Linked DNA regions of Homo sapiens: all the other regions are linked to region 1. A link is a contact called in ENCODE Hi-C or POLR2A ChIA-PET data. All regions are on one chromosome and are shown on one strand. The core of a region is the stretch at or near the end of the contact, and the rest is flanking DNA. Distances in the headings are between cores, read along the strand shown. Region 1 holds the start of HNRNPU (heterogeneous nuclear ribonucleoprotein U). Region 2 holds the start of ZNF496 (zinc finger protein 496). Region 3 has its middle 9.4 kb from the start of MIR3916. Region 4 holds the start of FLJ39095 (a long non-coding RNA gene).

Region 1 (6,878 bases), core at 1-2,500:
ACCGGGCTCCCTCCCGCCGCCCGCCCGCGGCTCCTCCCCCTACAGCGGCAGCTGCAGCTCCCCCCGGCTCTCGAGCCACATAATGGAGGCGCTGCCACCGCCGACACACACACACACACACACACACACGCGCGCGCGCACACACACGCCCCGAGCCCGAGGCCTCTCGGCTAATCTGGGATTCCCCGCGCCCCCTCCCCCACCCTCACCGCGGCGCCCTCCCGCCCGGGGCTCCCTCCCCCTGCGGGGCTCCGGCAGGCCTGGGGCACGGTCCCCACCCCGCGCGGGCCTCCCGCCGCGCGCAACGTACAACGCAGCACTCACCCGCCGCCGGAGCCCCGGGGCGACCGCCGCCTCCGCCGCCTTCCGCCTTCTTCTTACCTCCCGCCTGCTGCTGGCCCTGCCTCGCCCCGGGCGGCGCCACCGTCACCGCGAACAGCGAGGTGGGGCCGCTGCTCTTCCCCGCGGCCTCCTTGGCGGCCCCGCGCTGCTGTTGGGGCTGTTGCTGCTGCGTCGCCGGCGGTTGAGGCTGCTGCTCCCCGTGCCCGTTCTCGTCGCCCGCGCCTTCCTCTTCGTCCCCGAGCTCATCTTCCCCTTCCTGGAAACCCTGATCGTCGCCGTTCTCGTCTTCCGAGGCGGCCTCCTCCTCCTCCATCGGGCCCGAGTCGGCCGCCCCCGCGGCCCCGTTCTCCTCTCCTAGCTCCATCTGGTCGCCGTCCAGAGCGGAGATTCCTTCCTCCTCCTCTTCCTCTTCCTCCTCCTCTTCATCGCCGCCGGCCGCGGCCTCCTGCTCGAGGCCTGCTCCCGAGCGCCCAGCGGAATCCCCGCCCAGGTCTAGGCTGCCGTTCCCGGGCTCCATGGCGGGGCGGCCCCCGGCCTCCTCGTCGTCCAGCGCAGCCTGGAGTCGCTCCATGAGCTCGGCCTTGAGACCCTTGTCAGAAAGGCGTCGCTTCTTGAGCTCCTCTTTCAGCTCCGACACCTTCAGCTTTTTTACATTAACAGGCGAGGAACTCATGGTGAGGGCCCCGATTCACCGCTAGGCGCTGCCTCAAACTCGGCTCCGCTCACTCGGCCACTGGTGGCGGCTGCTGCGGCTGCTCCTCGGCCCGGGCGGCGGCTGCGGCTGCGGCTGGAGATGGGTTCGTGCTGCAGAGCGGATCCGCCTGGTGTCGAACGGCGCCAATTCCTTTCACCGAGTTCGCGAGGGAGACGCGGAGACTCGCCTGGCGCGAGCGAGCACGCAACGTCCTCTCGCAGGAGCGGCGCCGCGCACGTAATATAGGCGCCCCGCCCCCTGCGCTGACGGGAGCACTGCGCAGGAGGAAAGCCGGAGCGCGCCCGCGCTCGGCCCCGCCCATTACCGTACTTACCTCCCCGCCCCCACGCCGAACCCGGGCCGAGAGCGCGGTGGAGGCCGCGCAGTGCGCTTCCAATTGGGACTGAGCAAATGGAGGAAAAGGAAACCGCCTTTCAGTTCAACCGACTCACTGCATGATATATTGGCCTTTCTGGGTCTTTGGTGGCTATACTCGTTTGGCTTTTCTCCTTCCCAGCTTGGAGGCTGCTTTATCCAAATGCTTTCTTCAGTCCTCAACTTGGCGTTTCAACCCGAATCCGCCTTTTCTTCCATCTTAGATCTGCCTTCTTATGTGTTTCTCCAGCTCTTCGTTTAAAACTCCTTCAAATCGTATTTCAGTTTTGACTGGTATAGCATACATTGGCAACTGTTACACGCAGCGGCTCTTTTCCTCATAATACCGTATTTGGTTTAATTTGTGTAAGTCCTGCCTTGCGAATTGGATTTTAAGTTCGAGAAGGGCAAGGGCAGAACCGTTCTTTTGTCTGTTCCACACCCCGGGTGCGGGGCCTGGGAAGTAGAGGCTTTGCTTACTACTCCATACTGCAAACCTTAGTGTACCTGCCTTTGCAGGGCAGCTATTCTCATGCTCTTAATAACCCTGAATAAACCTCAGAATTGCATTTCCAAGTTTTCTGTAGCTACCACAAAGACGGACCTCCAGTAACACTTGTTCTGTCCACTTTAGGACCTGGTCATCAGCTACGAAGTCCCAGTAGCTAACCGTGAGGGTGAGACCCAACTAGGTCTTTGATTATAGGCCCACTTGATTCTCTTCCTATTCCTGTAGAAATACTCTTGACCAAATTATTCTGAAACTTAAAGTTTACGAAAAATCAAGGGCTGTGATTTTGTAAAAAGAAAAATGGACTATCGCTCTTGAAATCCGTTATTTTATATGTTAGAAGTTTACTTTTTCTCTTTAAAGAAAAGATGTGATGTCTCGAAGTTTTAGATAGGGAAGTCAGAATTTAGATTCGTGATAGAAGTTAACATTTTAAACCCTAGATAATCTGCAGTGTCCAGCCAGTGTTCCATCTGACTAAGGAGATGGTTTATACCCACTGTTTGGTGCTCTAGGTGGCACAATAATATTGCCCCATTATTAATTTGAAATTTGGAAGTAAACACATTGAAATTTCTCCCATAGGCTAATATGATTTAACTAATTGATACATTTTATTTTTGAAGTTTATTTTCGGTAGCTTTTATGAAGCATTCTACCATACCTTGCAGTCATGTATACGTGAAATATTAACACTTGTGAAATGATTTGACTTGAAATTAATGGACTATGTACAGTACTACTGATAATCCCCAGTTCAAGTTAAGTGGTGAGGATAGCCCCCAAAATAGAAACTTCCAAACAGTGCCAGAAACTCATTTTAGCCTTTGGTTATAATTTTGAAGGTTATGAATAAGCCACAAACTGGAATTTGAAATTTTGTCTTCGTTCAGAAATGGGAAGAGAGCTACAGGGGGTTTACATGTTCACAAACTAGATAACTAATCCCTTAATGAATCAGAGTTAAATACAATTATGATGGTTCCTTAAATTTATGTGTCCTAGATATTATTTACACCTTTAAATATTAGTTATATGAAAACAAATTTCATTTACTGGAAAACACTAAACTATGAAAACAAAGATTGTATATCTACATATAGTAGATCTGTAACAGTCACTCTTGGAACATTAAGTCAGTTGCAAAAATAAACATGAAATACAACTTTTGATGCTCACAAGAAAGTTCTATGGCTTTATCTCCAAAAGTTTTGGAGAACTTTAGAGCTGGATGGGGCCTGGAGATCGATCTGCAGTCCTGTTCATTTTACTGCCCAGGAAGCTGGGACCCTCACCCCCCACACCAATGGGCTTTCTATTACATTGTGCTGTCTTAGACAACATTTGAAAGAAAAACAATTTCTGCTCAAAGAACCATCATCATACTATCCTTTTCACAAACAGAGGAAATATGCCATTCCATAGTCTTATGTTACCACTTCAAAGTACAAATGGTGACATCTTATTGATCATTTTTGCTTCTTATATTTTTAATGCTATCATGATAGTCCTGCTCTACAGAGACCTGTTAAAGTGCAGGTCACTTCCTGTAAATCTCTGAAGGACCTCTAAGACAATTTAAATTCCCCCTGTGTCAAATCCTAGAGGCTACCAAGAATACCGCGTGCCGGAGGAGACAAGTTAATTCTCAATAACAAAAAATGATTCAAGAATGACCTATGAATAATTGATCTGTGAGAGGTAACTACAAAGTTTTGGTGCTCTGCATGTCTAGCTTACATTTTTGAGGTTTAAGCAAAGGAAATGCTATACTTTGTCACACAATTTATTCAGCAAATATTTTTTCAATACTTTCTCAAAAACATTTTATAGTCATAACGATGAGGCAGTTCCAGAGATCTACAGTTAACAAAGTATCCTGCACTTAAAAATTTGCTGGCCAGGCCCAGCGGCTCATGTCTGTAATCCCAGCACTTCGAGAGGCCGAGATGGGAAGATGGCTTGAGGCCAGGAGTTCGAAACCAGCCTGAGGAACACAGTGAGACTCCATCTCCACAAAAAATTAAAATTAGGTGGCTGTGGTGGTACGCCTGTAGTCCGAGCTACTCAAGGGGCTGAGGTAGCAGGATCACTTGACCCCCGGCAGTCAAGGCTGCAGTGAGCCGTGATTGTACCACTGCACTCTAACCTGGACCACAGAGGGAGACCCTGTCTCAAAAAAAAAAAAAAAGAAAAAAGAAAGAAAAAGAAAAAAACCCGTTAAGATCTTACGTTAAATATTCTCATTCCCCCCCGCCCCCCAAAAAAAACAAAACAAAACAAAAAACAAGATCGGGAGTGGTGGCTCACACCTGTAATCCCAGCACTTTGGGAGGCTGAGGTGGGCAGATCACCTGAGGTCAGGAGTTCGAGACCAGCCTGGCCAACATGTTGAAACCCCATCTCTACTAAAAACACAAAAAATAGCCAGGCGTGGTGGTGGCCGCCTGTAATCCCAGCTACTCAGGAGCCTGAGGCAGGAGAATCACTTGAACCTGGGAGGCGGAGGTTGCAGTGAGCTGAGACTGAGCCACTGAACTCCAGCCTGGGGGACAAAGCAAAACTTCGTCTCAAAAAAAAAAAAAAAAAAAAAAGGCCGGGCGCGGTGGCTCACGCCTATAATCCCAGCACTGTGGGAGGCCGAGGCGGGCGGATCATGAGGTCAGGAGATCAAGACCATCTTGGTTAACACAGTGAAACCCCATCTCTACTAAAAATACAAAAAATTAGCTGGGCGTGGCAGCGTGCGCCTGTAATACCAGCTACTCGGGAGGCTGAGGCAGGAGAATGGCGTGAACCCTGGAGGCGGAGCTTGCAGTGAGCCGAGATCGCACCACTGCACTCCAGCCCGGGCAACAGAGCGAGACTCCGTCTAAAAAAAAAAAAAAAAAGAAAGAAAGAAAGAAAAAGAAAAAGAGCCGGGAGCAGTGTGGGCTCAAGCCTGTAATCCCAGCACCTTGGGAGGCCAAGGCGGGCGGATCACCTGAGGTCGGGAGTTTGAGACCAGCCTGACCAACATGGTCTCTACTAAAAATACAAGATTAGCCGGGTTCGGTGGCAGGCGCCTGTAATCCCAGCTACTAGAGGGGCTCAGGCAGGAGAATCGCTTGAGCCTTGGAGGCAGAGGTTGCGGTGAGCCGAGATTGCGCCATTGCACTCCAGCCTGGGCAACAAGAGCAAAACTCCACCTCAAAAAAAAAAAAAAAGGGAAAATGAAAAAGAAAAAAAAGGACAAAGGTACACAAGGAAACTGTTGGAGGTAATGGATATGTTCATTTTCCTGAATGTGGTGATGGTAGCATGCGTGTGTATGTCTGTCCAAACTCACCAAATATGTATAGATTTATTAGTTATATGCAGGGTTTTCTTTTTTTTTGAGACAAAGTTTCACTTTGTTGCCCAGGCTGGAGTGCAGTGGAACCGTCTCAGCTCACTACAACCCCCGCCTCCCGGGTTCAAGCAATTCTTGTGCCTCAGCCTCCCTCGTAGCTGGGATCACAGGCGTTCACCACCACCCTCGGCTGATTTTTTTTTTTTTTTTTTTTTTGTATTTTTGTAGAGACAGGGTTTCACCATGTTGCCCAGGCTGGTCGTGAACTACTGAGCTCAGGCAATCCACCCATCTCGGCCTCCCAGAGTGCTAGGATTACAGGCGTGAGCCACCGTGCCCGGCCTATATGCAGTTATCGTATACCAATTATACCTCCATAAAGCTGGGGAGGTTGGGGGAGGAAGACAAAAGAATTCAGGCCTGCGGGGAATGATGGGAGTGGGTAGGAGAGGAGAGAGGGGAGAGAGGAAAACACAGATCACCAGCAGCCTCGTGGGTGGTTTTGTAAAGGACTTTGGCTTTTGCTTTCTGCTATGGACTGAACGTTTGTGTCCCCACAAAAGTCCTGTGTTGAAACCTAATCCCCCATGATATTAGGAGCTGAGGCCTTTGGAGGCAACGAGGTCATGAGCGTGGAGCCCTCATCAATGGGATTAGAAAATTTATACAGAGCTGAAGAGACCAGCGTTCGTGTCTTCTGCCCTGTGAGGACACAGCAAGAAGGTGCCCTGGGTGGGGAGGCGGGCCCTCACCAGTCACTGAGGCGCTGGGCTTCTTAGCTTCCAGAACTGCGACCAATAAGTGTCTGTTGTTTATAAGCTACTCGGCTTATGATGTTTGTTAGAAGAGCCCAAATGGACTAAAACACCTCCAGGAGGAGGGAAGACATAGAACGTTGTTAGCAGAGTGACATGAGGGGACAAGAATGCTAAATTAAAAGGACTCGAGAGGCTGTTCTATTTAACTTGGTTTTTGTTTGTTTGTTTTGATCTGGAGTGCAGTGGCGCAATTTCGGTTCACTGCAACCTCTGCCTTCCGGGTTCAAGCAATTCTCCTGCCTCAGCCTCTCTAGTAGGTGGGGTTACAGGCGTTGGCCACCACGCCCAGCTAATTATTTGTATTTTTAGTGGAGACGGGGTTTCACCATGTTGGTCAGACTGGTATTGAACTCCCGACCTCAAGGGATCCACCCGCCTTGGCCTCTCAAAGTGCTGGGATTACAGGTGTGCGCCACCTCCAGCTAATTTTTGCATTTTTAGTAGAGACAGGGGTTTGCCATGTTGGCCAGGCTAGTCTTGAACTCCTGACCTCAACTGATCCACCCACCTTGGCCTCCCAAAGTGCTGAGATTATAAGCATGAGCCACCATGCCCGGCCTTAACCCCTTTTTTTGTTTTTGTGTTTTTTGTATAGCACGATCAAGCCCAATTTAAATTAATCAAAGATGCATAAAATATACTGAGATACATTTTCCAATGTATTTTACAAAAGATGTAAGAGTCAGAAACACCTCCAAAGTATTCTGTACTAAAAGTAGACATTTTCACATAGACAAACAGGAAAGCCCAGCTGCAAGGGAGGAGGTACCAAGTTCTGGTTAGAAGTGCAAACTTTCAACTCAGAAA
Region 2 (6,878 bases), core at 769-3,268, 2.5 Mb after region 1:
ATGAACAAGACAGGAAATCTGGGAGAAAGTGGTGGCATTTCAACGTGACACTGCTGTTTTGAGCATCCCAGGAAACCAACAGCGCCACATGCAGATGTAATCAAGACGCTCTGGTACCTTGGGTGGCTGGGTCCTCCTGGAGAGATCCGAGATGGGCAGGCCAAGCAGGCCACTATCTTGAAGCTCCGGAGCCGAAGTCACTGTTCTTGTTATTAAGACCTTTACAAATGGAGCTGGAATGACAAAGACATGCATCGGATGAGCCTTCAAGCACATCCAGGAATGGAAAATCCACCCTTCTGGTGGCAGAGGGCTGATGGTGCTGCGTGCTGGATGGACAACCCAGCCAGAATCAGCTTTGCCCAGCAGAGTCTGCAATGGGAGGCAAGGGAAAACATCACATGAGACAGCTACATGCAGTCTACCAGGGACAAATAACACTGCATCTAGAAGTATCAGTGGTTTCCTATGAGCCTTCTGCCAATTCTGCCCTGACCTTCAACCTCGCCTCCACCCTATTCTCTATCCTTGCCCTCTTCAAACCACATTGAAGGCAACTGCACACTCGCCAAAGCCCTTCCTCGGCCAGGACAGAAAAGTGGGTCCGTCACTGCACAGCTCAGCCCTCAAAGAACCCCTGGACACTGCAGCTGCCACACCCCCAAGGTGGGACTCAGGGGTCCCTACACCTCCCCGCTGGTGTGCAGACAACTAGCCGACACTTTTGCCACAACTAGGGTGGCAAGAGACCAGCAACCAGTATACCTGGTGTTTATGATTCCCACTTTAGAACGCTGGGCCCGTGAAAGGGCACATGGGGACACTCACAGTCCCCTTCTCTGCCATCAGGCCTCTGTGATCCTTAGGACCGGCAGTGCCTGCCACTCCCCCATCTGCACGAGGTTGTCCAGCGTGGCCGCGTCTTAACCTCCAACAGCTCACAAGGTGGGAAGGGGGACTCGGGCCTCACTCCCATTTCACAGAAAGACAAGTGATGCCAGAAAAGCTACGGAACAACTGAGTGGTTCCAGAAACACCCACTGCTCTGAATCTCTTTGCTTTCCAAAGTAACAACATACACAGAAACCCATATGGGGGCCGTGGCGGCGTCGGGCTGGACGCATTACAGCGCTCCCCACCACCGGATCGCTTCCAGGGCGGCTCCGGCATCTGGAGCCCGGGGTGGGCCCCGCCCGCCCTGCTCGGCGGCCCCCTGCGGCGCCCATCACACACCTGCAGCGCCCAGGACTACTCAGGCCCGCCCCCCCGAGCACCGGCGCCCACCCGGGCTGCCACTCGGATCGTCTCCAACCAGACGGCCGCGTCCGTCTTTGTCACGGCGGCACCTGGCGCGTCGGAGGCTCGGAGGAGATGCCTGATGAATGAACTAACGTGAGTGAGGCGGAGGAGGGCCCCGCAGGGGCGGAGCGAGCTCCCAGCCTTTCGCGGAGGAGGGACCGAGCTGGATCGGCAGAAAGGGAAGGAGAAGGTCGCTGTGGGCCAGGGAAGGGGGAGCCCGCCCTCCGCGCCCTCGGTCTCCCTCACACGCGCGTCTCCCGTCTCGCCGGCTCCGGGCTCCTCACCTCACAGCCTGGAGCTCCCTCCCGGCGTCCGGCCGAAAACCCTCCTGTGGCGGCGGAAGTCCAGGGCAGCCGTCCTCATCCTCCCAGCCCGCCCGGCCGGGCGTACTCGCTGAGGCGGGGTCTCCGCAGGCGCCCGGCTCCTTTCCCGGCCCGTCCAGACCGCGTCTCCCGATCATCCGGAAAGCCACGGCTCGGCTCGGGGGCAAATGGAGGCGCCTGAAAAACAATGGTGTTGCTTTCTCCCCCGCCCGCACCTTCCTGAGCGCTGGGCTCTGGGCTGGGAGGCGGCGCCGCGGAGGCCGGGCGCGGGCCGAGGAGGGCGGGGCGGGGCCGGCCGCGGGAGCCGGGGTGCACTCACCGCCGCGGCGCGTCCCTGTTGGCGGGCGGCGCAGGCCTGGCCGCCGCGGGAGCCCGCCGGACGCCGAGGAAAGGAAAGGCCGGAGCCCTCCGGCTCCCTCCCCTGGGACACTTCCTGCTCCGCTCTAGGACTGGGGAGGTCTCCGCATCTCAGTGGTTCGCTCCCCCGCCCCCCGGCCGAGGTGTGCGCTGGGGGTGACATCCGACACCCCCGGCCCGCCCCGCTCCGCGCGCGCCTGGGCCTGGCCGCCGGGCCGGGGGCTTTGTGGGTCAGCCACGTCGCCGCGCCCGGGCTTCCCCGCGGGCCCGCCGGTCCGGAAGGTCGGCCCGGGGCTCTTTTCTCCGCTGTTCTCCTTCTCTGGCGCCCCCAGGACACGCGGCCAGTGGACGCCCGGAACGGCCGACCGGGAGTCGCGGCTGGGGATGGAAGCTGGAATTGGGGGTGCGGGATGGAGCGGAGAGAGGAGGCCCCGCGCGCCGTCGGCCGCCTCATTTCAGACTCCCCTGCGACCCCCCCCCCGCCGCCAGCCGAAGCCCGGGCCGCCCAGCCCCTCCTGCCGCTGCGGGACGCCGAAGGTAGCGCTCACATCCGCGCCTTCCGGGCCTGGCGCCCACGTGCGGAGTCCCCGGGTTAGGAAAGGCCGCGCATCCGGAGGCCACGCAGAGCCTCGGGGCTTGCGCAGAGGGGCTGCGGTGAGTCCTGACCCTGAGTGGGGGTCACGGGGCTCGTTGCTCGCTGAAGTGAACACGGTTGCAGCTGTGCACAGTGGCGGAGGGAGAGGATGAGGGACTCTGACCCAAGGTTATGTGGCAGTGAGGGGCAAGCAGAAATGGGGGCCTCCGGACCCCACCCCGAGACAGGGCTGCTGGCCGCTGCACTATGCTGAATATAGCCCAAATTCTTACATGGGTCGTCCCCGGGGAATGCTCATTTTTCAGGCTCCAGAGCTTGAGAGAAAGTGCGAACCCGGTCCCTGAGCAGGTCTGATTCCCATGGCCCCTTCGCCATCTGCTCTGCACCGAAATTGGATTCTCCTACGCAGAGGAGAAGGTGGAGAAGATTCTCCGTCTTCCGGAGGGTAGCTACTGCCGGTAGCTCCGATTTCCTTCGGATCCCCTTTCAAGGGCAAGCAGAAGGAAATCAGTTTCTCCAAAGAAAGTGGCCCGGCTGAGTAAGTGGGAACAAGGTGGTTGGACTGAGGCACGGGATCCTTTAGCTCCGTTGCTCTTCTAATCCCGTGGCCCTGGGCACCGCCACTTCCTCCTCTGAACTGCTGGAATAATCACTTCTGACTAGCAGAGTTACTGGGAGCCGCTGTTTGTCAGTGTTCACATTCTGACTTTAGCAGGAGATGGAGCGAGCGAAGGAGTGAAGCCCTTGTTTGTGAACAGTGATTGTTTCCCGGATGACAGCCAGATGCCGGGCAGGGCCACGCAGATCTTAGCTGGAGCCTACAGGTACAAGTGAGAGCCACCCCCTTTGACGTAACTGGACTGGCATTTACAGAACTCATGTACAGCCCACTCTCAGGAACACCAGCCAGGAACCGTGACATGGAGGAGAGGAATTGGGAGGAACCGAGGGGTCATCAAAGGCTGGTAGGGCTTAGGTGCTCTAGCAAACATCCTAGTCTGTGGGGTTCCAGAGCTCTGGTGCTACAGCTCCCAACCCTTTGATTGGCCCAGGAACTGGCTGTTGAGTGGGCATCCGTGTTCATAGCTCTGCCCCTTGCAACCCTAAAGCAGATAAAATGCAGGAGGCAGAAATTGCTGGCAGACAGCATCCAATTAATCCCCACTACCCAATTCAGTTTCTTCCCCTGACCTGACACGTCCCTGCCCAGCTGTGCCTCCCACTGTTCACCTTTTGAGGCACAAAACGGGCTGTTTATGCTGCTGCTGCATTTAGCTCAAAACAGGGCTTCAGAGTCAAGGTTCTGGACTCAGGCACCCGGATTAAATCCTGCCCTATGAATTCCTAGCCAGGTGACCTCAGGCCTACATAACCTTTCTGTACCTCAACTTCCTCATCCAGAAAACAGGGATGATGCTGTCTACCTCATTGGATGGTTGTGCAGGATCAAAGATTCAGTCATTCAGCAAACCTATACCGAGTACCTACTGTACACTCATGAGTGCTAGGCAGCCAGCCTTCCAGGTGCTCAGGTACATCTGTGAACACAACTGGCTATTGGAGGAAGCAAAATCAGTAACATGACCTGCTCTCTTTGATCTGTGCTACAGAAAAAAAGGAAAGTGGAGAGGCATCAGGAAGTCAGGAGTGCTGGGGAGGGGCTGGTAACAGTCATGGTATTAAAGAGGAGGGCAGGCAGGCCTTACTGTGAAGGTGGTATTTGAGATGAAGTAGTTGGTCAGAGTCCCTGTTTGACACATGGAGACCACCTTGACAGCAAAGGCCCTAAGGGGGAGCGGTGCGAAGCAAGGTGGGCTGGTGAGTGAGAGGAGAGGGATGGCATAGAGCTGGGTGGGGGCACAGGAGCCCGTGGGGAAGGTGTTCGCCTCTGAATGAAGTGGGGTTGTATCAGATACCACGGGTGAAGCATCGGGAAGAGGATCCTGCCTGTAAACCCTGCTCAAGGACTGCACCATCATCATGCCCAGTGTGTGCGTGTATTAGGTTTGTATGAATATAATGTTGCCAATTGTATCTGTTTTTATGAAATGTTTGCTATGTGCCAATGATTATTCGATCCATGGGGAGACCATAGAAGAATGATCCAAGGAGTTGGGAGGGGAATCAAATAATAAATCAGCGATTCTGCAATATAACGCCATTGGTGATCGGTGTCATGAAAGAAATACAACATGGTGGGGAAGAGTGTGCTGGGGATGTTCAGGTAGGGCCTCTGTCAGGAGGTGACATTTGAGTGGAGAGCAGGTGGGGGGCTCCTGAGCAGAGGTGTGTGGGAAGAGTATTCCAGCAGAGGAAACAGCGTGTGCTTGCTCAGCTGGGCAGAGGAATAGTGAGAGAATGGTGAGGCTGGAACCAGGTCACCAGATGTTATAGTCATTAGAGGGTTTCAAGTAGGAGTGTGGCCTAACGGAATCTTGATTTTATCAAGATCACTGTGCAGAACAGATGAAGCAGAGTCTCTGTTAGGAATCGTTGTAGAGATCCCGGCAGGAGATGCTCGGTTCCTGGAGTTGACTGGTGGAGGCACAGCTGGTGAACAGTAGGCCCAATCCAGGCTCTGTGTTGAAGGCATGCTGCCTGTGTTAGAGGAGTGAGGAACGGCTGTGACTGGGGCTGAAACTGGGTGACTGAACAGGCCTTCTAGAGATGGCAGATGCAAGGAAGCAGGTTTCCAGGAAGGGGTTGGGTTTGGGGTTGAATTGGTGGATTTGGGACTTGCTGGTTTTCAGATGCCCAGGAGACAAGTGGGGATGACCCTCTGGGATAGAAAGCTGTGGCTGGAGGTGGAAATCTGGAGTCACCGTATGTAGCAGGAGCTGGGGCTTGAGAGGGTTGAGTGTGTTTTGAGAAGCAGCCCCAGGGAGGGCAGACCCTGCGAAATGCCAGCCCTGGACCGTGGGAGCCCAAGGGGTTAGTGGAGGAGAAGGGAGAGAAGGGGAAGTAGGAGGAGGAAAGTGAGGGAGGACGAGGGCAAGAGAAGGGGGTAGGGAGAGCTGCTGCCGCCTTGAGATAAAAGGAAAATTGCAGGTGTGGAGCCCTGGAATCCAAGTGAGCACCTGTGTTTCAAGGAGAGAAAGAGGTCAGGGGGATAAATCCTGCGCCAAGATCAAATCCGATGAGGAAAGAACACTGCCCATTGAATCTGGTAGAGAGGCCCCTGAGCAAAGCAGACAGTGGAGCTCCTGGGCTAGGGCACTTTCTGGAAGAGAAGGGAGATGAGAGTGGACACAGCCCTGTGGAGAAAAACGGTCTCATCTTAAAGATGGGAGAAATTGCAGTGCATCGCCTGGAGGAGGGAGGGCTGGCACCCAGGGCCCACGGGGAGCCGGAGGGCAGGGAAGGCTGCCTCTGGACCTGAGGCATGTCCACAGCATCTGGGCAGGGAGAGCCTGGGGCAGGCTTCTTCCAACTTTGCCAACACTCCAGTAAAATAAGGAGCAAGTGTGACGTTTTATTTTATGAGGCAACTTGGCTAGCTGTGGTACTCAGTTTTTGTTCAAACACCAGTCTGGTGTTTCTGTGAGGCTGTTTTTTAGATATGATTAATAGTTAAATCTGTAGACTTTGAATGCAGCGGGTTACCCTCCATAGCGTGGGCGGGCTTCATCCAATCTGTCGAAGGCCGTAAGAGCAAAGACTGCAGTCTCCTGAGGAAGGAACTCCCCCTGCGGCGCGCCTTCCGACTTGCTGCAGCTTCGGCTTTCTGGATCTGCAGCCTGCCCTGCAGATTTTAGACTTGCAAGCCAATCAGTTCCTTAAAAGAAAACAGTCTCCCTCATCTCTCTCTATTGATCTCTAGCTCTCTATCCCCACCCCCTTCCCTCCCCCCACTCCACATGCTATTTGTTCCGTTTCTCTGGAGAACCCTGACTGCTACACAGGGCCCTTAAGTGACAGGGAGAAAGAGAGGGTGAAATGTGAGAGCAGGAGGAAGAGGGCGTGAGACGGCCATCTTGCAGAGTGGAAAGGTGAATGGACGATAACAAAGGAAAGGGTGAATTATATATAACCTGGAAAGTGAAGTGTGCACAAGGAAATGTGATGTGTAACCTAAAGCCCCAGTGCTTTGCAGGTGGGCAGCCGTTCCACTGTGACATCGCCCCCCAGGTGGGCAGCCGTTCCACTGTGACATCACCCCCTGCAGAGGAGGTCATCATTCCGCATAATATGCTTGTAGACTGATGACAAATACAGGTGTGCAAATATGTGAAGCCCCATCACTGGACCAACCACACCTGCCTTCTCTGGGAGCTGTCAGTACCCACAGGCCCCAACCACAGCTT
Region 3 (6,878 bases), core at 1,205-3,704, 2.3 Mb after region 1:
GTTGGTGCTTTCCCTCTGTTGTAATACTCCTTTGAAGTAAGTAACTTCTTATCTAAATGTGAATTTGTTTTATTTGACAAAGTCTAGAAACAGCCCCAGAACAATAACAATTCCATCCTCAGAAAGAGCCTCCAGACTCCGACCCCAACAGCATCTGCCTGTGGATCCCAGCTCTCTAGGGCTCTATAGCTCCTCTCAGTATAAAGTGCTCCTTTCATGTTGGGGTGTGCAGGCTGGGACACCTGCAGGGGAGGCTCCCCAGTAAGAACTAACCGGGTCTTCAATGACCTTGTTTTGCAGGCTCAAGATTGGCCTTGGCTTAGAGTCACTGGGCTCCGACTTCTATTTCCCAGTCAGGGTTATTCACTTAGTTGTAAATGAGAAAATGCTCAGTGTTTGAAGAATCCAGCAAAATCACTCAAACACAGTGTTTATTTAAGAGAATAAAATTATAAGGCACTTACATTGTATACCTCAATAGAAAAAGCAAAACTCTCTATCAGTTTCAGACAATAAACATGTCACATTATTTCCGTAATTCAAATCATTCAGTAAACAATCACATATGAACATATCTAGGAGATGCCAAGTCCCATCTTGTAAAATTCAGTATTAAACTCAGACATCTAGATAATAGAGATATCAACTCCACAAGTCCTCTACCCTGCAAAAAAGAGGAACTAATATTTTGATGAAGCAATGTAATTCACCAATTAATCTACTACTTTTTTTGTGGAAATGTATTCATTTCCTATAGCCATACTGGAAGAGGATTTTCCCTATTACTTTCCCTGGTAGCATTCCCACAGCTACGCCCTGGGATTCTGTTTAAAATCACCCCTAAAAAGGAACAGGCCTGACAAACTTACTATACTCTAGGGAAGAAAAAGGTAAATCAGAATTTTTAACAAGTGAATATTTGACTATATATGTAATGTCTTTTCTGAAATCCACCTCTTAAACATTTTCTTACCTTTGAAACTCTACTGTTAAAATGCAATTGACAGTTAATAAAAAACTAAGGTTGAATTAAGTGAAAAAAATGTTTCAAGGTGTAAAACCCAGGAAGTGGCAATGCTGATTGGAACACAGACAAATCTGACTCAAGTGCCAAGTCAGGCCGTCCTATCACTTGGGACCTTCCTCTGTTTCCATACTGCTCACTGACCACCTTCCCGCCTTGCCCAGGAGCCACCACACTGTGCCCCACTGGGTGCCCCAAGTGGCTTGACTTTGCAGATTCTCGCGCCCCCTCACTGCAGTGGGTCTTCCTTGTCCTTTGGAACAGTTTTTCCCCCTTCACAAGTCTGAGAGAATCCAGATGTCAGAAATCATTTCTGTTTTTTCTTCTCAATATCAGCATCCAACTGGCTGACCAGCAATGTGTCCCCAAGGAACAGACGCTGGAGTTGGGTGAAGACAATCTGCATGTCCTAAGGGGTTAGCTTTGTAAATGAAGGGTAGGACCAGCTTCCTCTCAGCCCCAGGGCATCCATCTGCTCCCTTAAGAGGCTCCACCTCCATCACTGAGGCTGTCCTCTGGGAGGAAAGGAACAACGTGCTAATGTTCACTAAACATGCCTTGAGATGGGTCACCCCCAGACAATTATGAAACCCAGGCACAGAAAAAGACTGGAGGGTGGCTGAGGACACATGACCTTGTAAAATTTCCAAAGCAGAACCTCAAACCAAAGACATTCCGATAAGGTGTCTGTGCCTGGGGAAGATAAAAGAAGAGACACAAAGATTTTTTTTAAAGCAGTGTGTCAGGTGATTCTTCTCTGCTCACATAAAATGTTTACAAACAGAAAACAGATGTCTAAAAAAAGTGCCATCCAATGCTCTGTGAAAAAATGATGAAAACACTGTGTGTGAAATGTACAATAAAGGACACACAGGCTGGGGGGACAGGATGGTGGATGTGAGACCGTGCTTGCCACACATTTGGAAACGCAGTGGAAAACCAGTCCCCCTCTGGAGTGTTTAAAATAATTAACTAGCAATCAATTAGACTGAAGTAGCACTAGGACCATCGGTTCCTAAGGAAAAAAATCTAACTGAAATACATGTCTTGTAAATTACTACCTTAGGAAGAAACGATTTTCAGCCTGAACCAACCACAAACCTCCAATTAACCTCTCATTAAATAACCAGGAAATTTCCACCTGGACAGTCCACATAAGGCGACTCCACAACTGTAACTGTAACCAAGTTCTGAATTTGGTTCGCTTCCTTATGCCCCTTACAAAAGCCTTTGCTCCAAGCACCCACAAACCATGACTGGGCGCTCTGCATTGATGAACAGCTCTTTGCTCAAATAATCTCTTTAACGTTTAAACCTTGATTCCCTTTTCATTTTTACCAGGAGAAAGGAGGGCCTGGGACCCCACAGCCCACAGCTCCTCCCACGCAGTGGCTCCTCCTGGGTCGGGGCTCTCCCCCAGGCCCCTGCCGTCGCCACCGCACAGCTGCCAGCGAGGGGACGCGCCGGGCGGAAGTCGAGCGCAGAAGCGGACCGGACGCCGGGTGAGGCTGGCGGCCCAGCCCACATCCTGAGGCCAGGGGAAGCTGAGGGCCGGGCGGGTCCAGCGGGGTCTCGGGTCTGCAGACTCCGGAGGCAGCTGTGGGGAGGCCTGGGGCCGCCACAGCCAGTTCCAGCCCGTTTCCATCAGCCCCCTGCCCACCTCGGGACCCCGCCCACATACTCACCATTTCCCAGCTTCCCGGGTGTCCAGGCTGCTTAGCTATGGATCTCCTGATACCTGCAGGTCAGAGGGCAAGAGGCTGTGGCGGCCACCTGAGCTTCCCCGAGCAAAGCACGCCGAGCACAGAAGACGACCCAGCTGAGGCTGGCAGGAGAGACGAAGGCCCCGCCAGATCCCGGAAGCCGCGCCCTTCTGTCCGGCTGCACGCCCGATTGGACGGTTCCTACGTCAGCGCCCCTGATTGGATAGGGCTCCAGGCCCCGCCCCCTCAGTCCCTGAGTGACGGAGGATGTGATCGGACGCTGGGCTGAGGGCGACAAAGTGACAGGTTCTTGGCTGCAGCCTTTTCATGCAGGGCTTCCTGCTTGCGCTGGGCCTGGCCCAGCCCAGGGGGCATTTTCATTTAACCTTTTGTATAAGGTTATATCCATTTATAAATAATATATATATGTTATTCACAAATGAAAACAATATAATGGCAATGATTTTAACATTTCAGATTTTATGACCTTTCTGGCCTCTGGTAGTTTGATCAGGCAGCCTGAAATTTCAAAAAGGGAGGCAATCCTTTAAGAAATAAAATGTAAGCCACGTGTGAATTTTAAATTTCCTAGTAGCCACCTTTTAAACATTAAAAGTAACAGGTGAAACTGATTGTAATAATTTATTTAACCCAATATATTCAAAATATTATCATTTCAATGTATGATCAATATCTCAATATTCATCAATATATTAATGAACTATATAATTTTCGGTAGTCAATCTGTGAAACTCACTCTGTATTTCACCTTCCCAGCACGTCTCTGTTCAGCCACATTCCAGGCCCTCAGTACTCACACATGGCCAGTGGCTGTCACACTGCCGTGCAGCTCTGAGGGAGGTGAACGGTCTGAACCCTCATTTCCTTCCAGCAGTGAAAGATCGGTCCTCCTTATCAACGTCTCTCCCCAGGCCAAAGGCTGAAGGGACAGGGCCCTAGAGAGAGCAAGGGCTGCAAAAAGAGAGTGTCCACAGGTAGACCATTGCTGCCCCGCCTGCTGTCCATCTTCCTCCCAAAAATCAGACAGTCAAAAAAAGAACAATGGAGCCCCCAGGAGGACCTAATCCCCAGTCTTCAGGTCTTCCACAGCTTTGACTTCCAAAGTTTAGATATACAGAAAATAGATTAAACAAACTTCTGATATTGGTATTTGGCCTTGGCGCTAATAAACAGGCTATTGGTTGTCTTTTTCCTCCTATGGTGTGGGAGACTGGGTGAGTTTATGCACCAATCACGTGTACACATCTACATGTATCTCTACATAACTCACCACCGTCTAACAAGAGATCCAAATTTAAATAAAGGGAAAAGAAAATCAATACCTATAGGGTGCCTACTGTTTGCAGGTAACTAGTAATCAGTCTCTCATTGAATTCTGACATCCTGTCTGTAATGGGTGTGTGTGTTAGTTAGTTAGTGATGCATAACAAACCACCGAAACTTACTAGCTCATGATTCGGCTGGTCAGCAATTTAAGCTAAACTCAGCTGGGCAATTCTTTTGGTCTCAGCTGGGATCCTTCAGACATGTGTGGGCAGATGCTGATTGCAGCTGTTTCTAGGGGTGAGTTGCCTGTCAACTGGGGCACCTTCGTTCTTCTCCGTGTGGTATCTCGTTCCCCAGCAAGTTAATGTGTGCTTATTATCATAGAGATAACAGGATTCTGAAAGAAAAACAAAAGCACTCAAGTTTTGAACCTAGGTCCCAGACTAGCACACTGTTATATGTTCAGTTTTCTGTTGACCAGAGCAAATAAGACTCTAAACATTTTGAAATACAGATTTTGCCTCTTGAAGGGAGCAGCTATAAAAGCACTTTGCAAAGGACATGTATACAGGGAGGAATGAAGAATATTTGCAATCAGTATCATTATGCCTTTTCTTGCAGATGAGGTTTATATAAGTGTTCCTAGTCAAGAAACTTCCAAAACCCCACAGCTACTAAGCAGCTGGATTGGGATACAGAATCAACTGTAACTCCAAAGCCTGTGTACCTCCATAGACCATACTACTCATGCAACTGCCCTGGGTCTTCAAGGTTCTGGAGAGTTATACTTCTGCTGTTGAAGCAGAATTCTTTTGATATTTGTGCCCATATGGTACTGTTTATCATTGGCATAACATCCCTCAAGAAACTGCAGAAGCATGTTGGAAGGATATGGAATATTTAGGAAAATAGCTGAGGAATGAGTTTAGGAAATCAAAGCCAAACAACACATTATTTATTTTTCATCATAGGAGACTTTGAAAACATAAAATGTATTCCATATATCTGCAAATTCTTTTCATCATTTTTGGGTATTTTTAGGCTGCTTATGATTTTAACACAGACTAAAACTGCTGTGCCTGAAATAGCCTCTTATTCTGAAAGCAAGTGACATAAAGATAGGTCTGCTGATAAGACATTTTCTCCTGCTGCAATTTAGCAAAATATCTGAGTATGTCTTAAAGTTTTCCTTAGATTTTTAACAGGGCCAATTTATAGGCAGTAGCTCAGAAGTGTAGATGGTCCCACAGGGCTTGTGACTGGCATCTGGGTTGTTCAGACTTCTTTATATATTTTCACTAACAGTTCTTTATCAGCTATGTCTTTTGCAATTATTTCGTTTCATTCAGCAGCTTGTCTTTTCATTGTCTTAACAGTATCTTTTGCAAAACAAGATTAAAGTCCAATTCATCAATTTTGTCATTTATGACTCATGCTTTTGGTGTTGCATCTGAAACCTTGTTGTCAAACCCAAGGTGTCCTAGTTTCTGTTGTCTTATCTCCTAGAAGTTTCAGATTTTACATTTCACATTTAAGTTTTTGATTCATTTTGAACTACCTTTGTGAAAATTGCAAGGTCTTTGTCTCATTTATTTCTTTGCATATAGATGTGTAGGTGTCAAGCAATATTTCTTGAAAAAAACCATTTTCATGAAATTTCCTTTACTCCTTTGTCAAAGAATAGTTGACTGTATTTTGTGGGTTTATTTCTGAATTTTCTATTCTGTTCTATTGACCTATTTGTCTATTCTTTTCCAAATACTACACTGTCTTAATTACTATAACTTTATAATGAATCTTAAAATCATGTAGTGTGAGTACTGGAAATTTACTCTTCATTGTTCTGTCAACCATTCTGGGTCATTTGTCTTTCCATATAATTTTTAGGGTCAATTTATCATTATTGACTACATAACTTTTAAAGAGTTTTATTGGGATCGTTTGAATCTATAATTCAAATTGGGGCAAACCAACATCTTAACAATATTGAGGCTTCTTTTCCATGACATAGAACATCTCTCCATTTATTTAAATCTCCTTTGATTTTTTCATTAGAAACTTGTAGTTTTTGTCATGAAGATCTTTGTCATATATATATATATGACATATATATGACAAATATATATATAATATATATTTGTCTCTCTGTTTTTCTTGGTGCTATAAAAGTGGTGTTGTGTTTGTAATTTCAAATCCAATTGTTCTTTATTAATATACAGAAAATGGTTGACTTTTGTATATTAACCTCTTATTCTACAACCTTTGTATCATCTTTTACTAATTCCAGCAGCTCTTTCTTCATTATTTGGAATCGTCTACATAGACAATCATATCATCTGAAAGCAAGGACAGTTTAATTTCTTTCTCCTTAATTTCAATATATTTCCCCTTTTTTGCCTTATGGTTTTTCTACAATTATTAATATAATAATTTTTGTTGTTTAGTTTTCTGATGTGATGGTTTACATTACTTGACTTTTGAATTTTGAATCACCCTTTTCCACCTGTGATAATTCCCATGTGGGTTGTGCTGTATAATTTTTTAATACATCTTTAGATTCACTTTGCTTGTATTTGTTGAGAATTTTTGCATCTATGATCATGAGACTTCTTTGTCTATAGTTTTCTTTTTTTGTAATGTACCCATGTAGTTTGGTAGTAGGGTAATGTTGACCTTATAGAGTGGCTTTAGAAAGTATTTACCCTACTCTCATTTTTTGGAAGAGATTGTGGCTTATTGGTGTCAATTTTTCTGTTTTCTTTTTTTACTGTTTGGCACAATTCACCAGTGAGACCATCTAGACCTTTTTTTCTTATGTAAGTAATTATTAGTTATTGATTCAATTTCTTTAATACATATAGACC
Region 4 (6,878 bases), core at 1,134-3,633, 2.2 Mb after region 1:
ACATGTGGATAGAAGGATGGGTGAGACTGACAGCACTGGGAATCTATACTCAATTCATAAGCTGTTTACATGATTTGATAATTTCCAAGCATTTATTCTATGACTTGATTGTCACAACTCTTACTCTGTTCACACATACTCCCTCCCACACAGCAGTACTAATGCTAGAATTGAACTATTCAAAAAGGCAACAGCAAAGTGGAAATACCCATCTCATTAGAGAATCCAGGGAGTAAGATGTGCTGCTAGGTTACCTCTTAATTTCACTTCGTACATTTCTAGTATCTGCCATAATAAAGTCCTACCTGATGTGCATAAGTGAGTTAATAATATCAGTCCTAAGACTACTTATTCTTAAAAATGCCTGCTCACAAAGTTCAATCTTTGTTTGTATTAGTAACTTACATTTTGAAAGGGATTCCACCAACCTAAGTAATAAGAATGACTCACTGCATCTAAATGGTTTATGCAATATAGTTGCCAAAACTTTTTCTGCTAAAGGTCTATTATTTTGTGTCACTGCAGTGGTGCTTAGGGAACCAGACACCAAAACACAGTCTGAACACTAAGTGTTTAATGAGTTTCCCTGGTAGACAATATTTTATATGTGCTGTCACTTGTTAATTGGGGAGTTGAGCCCATTCCATGTGATTACACCAAGAGAGAATAGGCTTATTAAATTTAATTGAGTAGTAAATAAAACCAATAATTGATATTTAACAATTTACTAATACAATTTTTAAATTTCTATTGCACAATGTCAAGGCAGAATGGAATAAGAGGAAATATGGCACATGTTTTTTAAAATGACATTAATGTCACCACTTCCAGATGCTATTCCTGTGAAATCACATAAATTCCCAAATCAGGCTTTTTTAGGCAAGAAAAACTAGTTTTTCATACCTAGTAAAAATGACAAATGTCTAATGATTTTCAGTCATCTAAAAAAAGAGTTATGTCTTGCCTAACATACTTTTAAGATTTTCAACCAAAAATATTCAGGACAGCACAGTATTAGCAGAGAGATGAGCAAGCAGACCAAGGGCTGAGGACACAACACCCTGTAAAGTTTTCACAGGGGGACATCAACCTAAAGACATTTTGGTAATATGCACACTTAGGAAAGATGAAGAGAGGCACAAAGATTTTTTTACAGTAGAGTGTCAGATGGTTTATTCTCCGCTTTCCTCTCATGTAAAATGTTTGTAAACAGAAAAATATTTTGGCCGAGCGCGGTGGCTCACGCCTGTAATCTCAGCGCTTTAGGAGGCCGAGACGGGCGGATCACTTAAGGTCAGGAGTTCGAGACCAACCTAGCCAACATGGCGAAACCCTGTCTCTACCAAAAATACAAAAATTAGCTGGGCGTGGTGGCGGGCGCCTGTAATCCCAACTACTCGGGAGGCTGAGGCAGGAGAATCGCTTGAACCCGGGAGTCAGAGGTTGCAATGAGTGAGACTGCATCATTGCACTCCAGCCTGGCGACAGGGCGAGATTCCGTCTCCAAAAAAAAAAAAAAAAAAAAAAAAAAAGAATATGGTTTGCTTCCTCATTAACCTTATCAAAGCCTCTCATTTACGCCCCTTCTGTGGACCCCAAACCACAAACCATGACTGCGGTACCTGGTTTATGAATCGCCGTTTGCTCAAACACACGGTTTAACGTTTTAACAAAGCCTCGGCTTAATTTTAGGGGAAGAAAGGTGGGACTGGAAGCCCCATGAACCACAGCTCCTCCCATGCTGGAACCCCGCACACCGAGACACCGAGTCGGGGCTCTCCCGCATCACCCTCCCGTGGTCACCACACTACCTGGATAGGGGAGGCGAGGGGTTCCCGACAGGGCTCCGGCCGGCGGAAGTGGCGCCCGCAGGTACAGACAGGATGCAGGGGTTCCGCTGCCCGCCCCGCCCGGCCCGGCCCTGAACAGAAGAGGACTGAGCCCCGGCTACGCCACGGCGACTCGGTCCGCAGGTTCCGGAGCCGATGGCGTGGAGGCCCGAGTCGCGCCACAGCAGGTTTCAACCAGCCCTCTTCTCCACTTCGGGAAGCCAGGCGCAGTCCACTCACCATTCCTCGGCTTCCCGGGTGTCCTGGCGTCAGCTAGGGATGTCCCAATACTCGCAGGTCACAGGGTGGCAGAGGCTGCTGCAGAGCCACCTGGGCCTCCCAGAGCCAAGAACTAGCAGCGGAGACTAACAGGAAGAGCCGGCTCCGGCGAAGGAGAGACAAAGCAACCGCCAGGCAGATCCCGGAAGCCGCCCTCTCCTTTCCGGCGGCGCGCCTGATTGAACGGTCCCCACCCCAGCGCCCCTGATTGGATGGGGCTTCAGGCCCCGCCCCTCAGGCCCTGAGTGACAGGAGATTGCGATCTCACGTGAGGCTGGATGAGGTCAGAATGACCGCTTTTGGCCTAGCGGTTTGTAGGCGGTGCGTCCTTCCTGCGCTGGGATCCGACCATGCAAGAAGGACATTCACATTTAACCTGTATACAAGTTATAGCTATTTGTGCCTTTTATATATATATATATATATAAAATTGGAAGCAATATAATGACAGTTCTGTAACTGCCCAGGGAGTTCACCTTGCCCGCTACCTAGACAGAGCCGATTTCTCAAGACAGGGGAATAGCAATAGAGAAAGAGTAATTCACGCAGTGTCCTCTGTGCGGGAGACCGGAGTTTTTTTATTTTATTTTATTTTTTTGAAACAGAATCTTGCTCTGTCTCCCAGGCTGGAGTGCAGGCTTGGAGTTTTATGATTATTCAAATCAGTCTCCCTGAGCATTTGGGGTAAGAGTATTTAGAACGTTTATTTTGCCAAGGTTGGGGATGCATATGCATGACACAGCCTCAGGATGTCCTTGATGACATGTGCCCAAGGTGGTCAGAGCACAGCTTGGTTTTGTTGGAGAGAAATGCTCGGTGCCGCAAAGTGAAACCAGCACTCAAGCGAAAGTTTTCTCAGCAACGCAATTTACTTCTGCAGAAGCGTGCTGCTCGCATCAATCACGATCGCAAGAGCACACTGAACAGAGGAAAGCAGGGGTTTTTATTCCTAACGCAGTCCCTACCTCTGGCATGGGCTGGGGTCAGACCGCACGATCTAAACTGACCCGGTTGGCTATTTGTGAATATTTTCCCAAATAAGGAAGGGGGAAGGGGGATGTGAGTTACAATGGTGGGACTTGCGGTTTCCAAGGGAGAAATGGGTGCAGAGCAGGTAACCAAGGGAACAGATGTGAGTTATTGATTAGAACTGACGGAAGGTTGTTTACAGTAACTAAGGGCAAGGAGGCATGGAGAACAAGAAAGTTGAGTTCGAAAACAAAAAAACAAGAAAGTTAACATGCCAAACCTTGGAAGAGAAACTGACTGTATCTGACAGCTTTATACATTTTAGGGAAACAGGAGACATCAATCAACATATGTAAGATGAACACTGGTTTGATCCGGGACAACCTGAAGCAAAAGCGGGTCAACTCGAAGCCAGGAGGGGGCTTCCAGGTCACAGGTAGGTGAGAGACAAACGGTTGCATTCTTTTGAGTTTCTGATTAGCCTTTCCAAAGGAGGCAATAAGATATGCATTCATCTCAGTGAGCAGGGGATGACTCTGAATAGAATGGGAGGCAGGTTTGCCCTAAGCAGTTCCCAGATTGACTTTCCCCTTTAGCTTAGTGATCTGGGGGGCTCAAAACATTTTCCTTTCCAATTTCCCCCTTTTCTTTTAAAAATATTTTGGAGAAAGCATTTTAGAAGAAAATCAGTCTCTGGTCCCAGGTTTTGTCCAATCTCTCATGGAGTAGCTGGGATTACAGGCACTGGACACCACGCCTGCCTAATTTTTTTTTTTTTTTTTTCGTAGAAATGGGGTCTCCCTCAGTTGCCCAGGCTGGTCTCTGGTGCCCAACGCCGGGCTCCCGGTAATCTCTACAAATAATCCAGTGAAGGAATGCCAGAGAGTGGAAAGTGGAGGATGACTGACAAAGGACGCCCGAGTACGTTTTCACTTCAAGCTCTACAGGTAAGTAGGGCGCTCGGAAAATTCCAGGGTAACCTCCGGAAACTATGGGTCAGGCTGAGAGTAAGTTTGCTAATTACTGAAGCCTTGTCCGGCAGTTACTGCGCCGCGGAGGGGTAATTGTGAGTACCCAAAATCTCCCATCTTTGTTCTATCTGGTAAAAAAGTATTCTCTTTGGTTCCCGGAATATGGAACCATGAATGTAAAAGACTGGGACAAGGTCGGATCAGACTTAAAACGAGCACAACAAGAGGGCCACGATATTCCCTTCTTGCTTGGTCTGCGTGGCCTGCAATTAAAACAGCACTGGAGCCCTTCCACACTGAGGAGGAGCTTCAGGATGACATAGAAAACTTTAATAATCAGGAGTCTAATGATCAGCAAAATCAACCATCACAGTCTAGTTTTAAAAAGGCCGAGAAACGGGAAGGTATATATGCTAATCTCCAAAAACTTATAAAAGAAACAGTGCCACCTACTTCGCCTTTAGGGGAAGGTCTGGAATGGCCACCCCCGGCTCAGCCTTACAAATTTTTGGAACTGGAGCCTGAGACGCGGCTTGCCGCTCCCATTGTTGCAGGCCCCACCAATAACTATGGCGAAGGGAAGCTTCAGGCTCGCCTAACAGCCAATTACGATCAGGGAATGATCCTCTACCACCTGTTAATTGTGGTAGAGGAATGCTGCGAGCCGGTCCAAATACAAATTATGGCACGGGGACAATCCCGTCATCCATTCGCCAGGCATGAGAAATGGGGGATTTGGATGCTTTGCAGTTTCTGGTAATTAATTCGCCAGTTGAGGAGCCCAGAGAACATGCTCAAGCATGCTGGCAGCCACTTCCTTTTAAAATATTAAAATACTTAAAGCAAGCAATTGGACAATATGGGCCAAATTCTCCTTATGTTCATTCCTTGTTACAATCTGTGGCTTATAACAGGCGTTTAATACCTATGGATTGGGAGGCACTAGCCCAATCCACTCCGTCCCCCTCTGAATTTCTCCAATTTAAAACCTGGTGGACAGATGAAGCAACAAATCGGGCATGCAGAAATGCTCAAGTCCAACGTCCCGTTAATATCACATCTGATCAATTGCTTGGAATCACATGGGGTACTCTAAATCAACAGAATGGTAATGGGTGATGAGGTTGTTGATCAGGTCAGAACTATATGCCTAAGAGCCTGGGAAAAAATTCACAACCCTGGTACAACTTATCCGTGTTTTAACTCAGTTCGACAGGGTCCAAGGGAGCCTTATCCAGATTTTATTGCCCGTTTGTAAGATGCGGCTCAAAAGGCTATTTCAGATTTTCATGCCAGGAAAGTGATCGTTCAGCTGCTTGCTGATGAAAATGCTAATACAGAATGTCAGGCAGCAATTAGACCTATTAAAGGAAAGGCAGATCTAAATGAGGAAAAAGCTTTAAGTGAATACATTAAAGCCTGTGATGGCATTGGGGAGCACTTATATAAGGCCAGCTTCCTTGCTCAGGCAATGGCTGGACTAAGGGTAACAAAAAACACATGAGTGTTCCCCAGGTCTTGCTATAATTGTGGACAGATAGGACATACAAAAAGAGAGTGTACAAAGAGGCAAAAAAGGCAAAACTCAGGACCGGGCCCCAATTCAAAACGGGGCATTCCCAATTCAGGACGGGACATCCCTGACTCCAAATGGAGTGTTCCCAAATGGATTGAGGCAGGTTTCAACCAGCCCTCTTCCCCACTTTGGGAAGCCAGCCGCAGTCCAGGAAGGTCCCAAAAGGAGTTTATGGCCCACTGCCAAATGGCACGGTGGGACTTATACTGGGAAGGTCCAACTTAAAGGGAATTCAAGTACATACAGGAGTAGTGGACTCTGATTGCTACGGAGAAATTCAAATTGTTATCTCCTCCACTGTTCCCTGGAGTGCTAATCCACGTGACAGAATAGCTCAACTGTTGCTTTTGCCGTATGTTAAGTTAGGAGAAAGCTCAGAAAAAAGAATAGGAGGATTTGGAAGCACAAATTCAGCAGGCAAGGCTGCCTATTGGGTAAATCAAGTCTCTGACAATAGACCTATTTGTATGGTCACCATTCAAGGAAAACAATTTGAGGGTCTGGTCAACATAGGAGCAGATGTGTCGATCATAGCTCTTTACCAATGGCCAAAAAACTGGCCCAAACAAAAGGCCCCAGTGGGTCTTGTTGAGGTTGAGGATTTGCTTGTATTTCACCAGGAGAGAATCAGCTTCCTGTCTGGGTACCCACAAGACATCTTAAGCTGTGCCATGAGACAGAGTCCAAGAAGAGGAAAAGACCTCAGAATGTCTCTGCGCCCCCAGTTCGTCAGACGGCTCAGATGAACATCTCTGTTGAGCAGATGGAAACCAGTAAAACTCCCCAAGCAACTCCACCGACCTGGGGGCAGATGAAGAGACTGGCTCACATTGCAGAAGAGAACCTGAGGTCTCAGAACAAGCCGCTGACCACCAGTAATCTAATGGTAGCTATGATGGCGGTAATCTCCTTGGTGGTGAGTCTTCCTGTAGCAGAGGCAGATCAAAATTACACCTATTTTTGTAATAGGAGGAAGGAGGAGGAGGAGGAATGTTAATGAATGTTTCTATTGGTTATCGCTTTCCTGCCATCTGCCTGGGGCCAGCAGCAGGATTTTTAAATTATGATACACAAAGTTGGATGGTTTATGTTCCTGCACATAACGGATCAAAAGCCTTTATTCATGCAATCAGTGGAAGAACATTTCAATCTTTGGACACTATTAAATACCTTGAGCATGGCTATGTTGTGACACATCGCCAGATTAATAAATTTAAACCTAATAAGAACCTCCTGTTATTAAACGGTCAGAAA

Evidence for each region. A loop is a pair of places that touch in the nucleus more often than their neighbours do. ChIA-PET counts read pairs that join two places held with the same protein, here RNA polymerase II (POLR2A). Pooled maps may share reads with other maps.
Region 2: a map of naive thymus-derived CD4-positive, alpha-beta T cell shows a loop between it and region 1 (10-fold over the local background). The contact joins the promoter of ZNF496 here to the promoter of HNRNPU in region 1. A Hi-C loop is called at or near these places in 1 of 168 maps with a recorded cell type or tissue (naive thymus-derived CD4-positive, alpha-beta T cell) and 9 of 50 pooled maps. POLR2A ChIA-PET finds 5 or more read pairs at or near these places in 3 of 52 experiments (activated T-cell, common myeloid progenitor, CD34-positive and naive thymus-derived CD8-positive, alpha-beta T cell).
Region 3: a pooled map shows a loop between it and region 1 (14-fold over the local background). The contact joins the enhancer-like site here to the promoter of HNRNPU in region 1. A Hi-C loop is called at or near these places in 1 of 37 single-sample maps with no recorded cell type and 7 of 50 pooled maps. POLR2A ChIA-PET finds 5 or more read pairs at or near these places in 1 of 52 experiments (RWPE1).
Region 4: a map of B cell shows a loop between it and region 1 (17-fold over the local background). The contact joins the promoter of FLJ39095 here to the promoter of HNRNPU in region 1. A Hi-C loop is called at or near these places in 1 of 168 maps with a recorded cell type or tissue (B cell) and 12 of 50 pooled maps. POLR2A ChIA-PET finds 5 or more read pairs at or near these places in 2 of 52 experiments (activated T-cell and activated naive CD8-positive, alpha-beta T cell).

What each region holds. Positions count from the first base shown.
Region 1 is chr1:244,863,293-244,870,170 of GRCh38, forward strand. It overlaps HNRNPU (heterogeneous nuclear ribonucleoprotein U), which reads right to left and starts at 1,251. Exons shown (of 14, transcript NM_031844.3): 1 at 325-1,251. The coding sequence starts at 1,015. It overlaps LOC124904588 (UPF0764 protein C16orf89-like), which reads right to left. Exons shown (of 4, transcript XM_047439568.1): 3 at 1,371-1,439; 4 at 1,190-1,294. The coding sequence ends at 1,190. RefSeq lists silencers at 1-320, 1,301-1,400 and enhancers at 625-1,456, 1,457-2,287, 1,621-1,680, 5,379-5,978.
Region 2 is chr1:247,329,849-247,336,726 of GRCh38, forward strand. ZNF496 (zinc finger protein 496) reads right to left here and starts at 2,019. Exons shown (of 10, transcript NM_032752.3): 1 at 1,942-2,019; 2 at 1,584-1,799; 3 at 118-233. ZNF496-DT (ZNF496 divergent transcript) reads left to right here and starts at 2,206. Exons shown (of 3, transcript NR_168399.1): 1 at 2,206-3,398. LOC124904574 (a long non-coding RNA gene) reads right to left here. Exons shown (of 2, transcript XR_007067004.1): 1 at 6,606-6,878; 2 at 6,027-6,316. RefSeq lists silencers at 1,057-1,296, 1,867-1,976, 2,107-2,586, 3,699-3,993 and enhancers at 1,899-2,193, 5,965-6,465.
Region 3 is chr1:247,207,982-247,214,859 of GRCh38, forward strand. No RefSeq gene overlaps it. Among named protein-coding and RNA genes, the nearest start is that of MIR3916, 9.4 kb to the left of the region's middle. RefSeq lists silencers at 2,468-2,677, 2,818-3,077 and an enhancer at 2,484-2,983. Within about 2 kb of position 2,455, at least 35 of the 41 ENCODE cell types and tissues checked have a DNase peak (open chromatin) inside an H3K27ac peak, as active enhancers do.
Region 4 is chr1:247,102,128-247,109,005 of GRCh38, forward strand. It overlaps FLJ39095 (a long non-coding RNA gene), which reads left to right and starts at 2,384. Exons shown (of 3, transcript NR_147502.1): 1 at 2,384-3,513; 2 at 3,866-4,024; 3 at 6,245-6,878. It overlaps ZNF669 (zinc finger protein 669), which reads right to left and starts at 2,229. Exons shown (of 4, transcript NM_001142572.2): 1 at 2,070-2,229. The coding sequence starts at 2,072. RefSeq lists an enhancer at 2,180-2,474.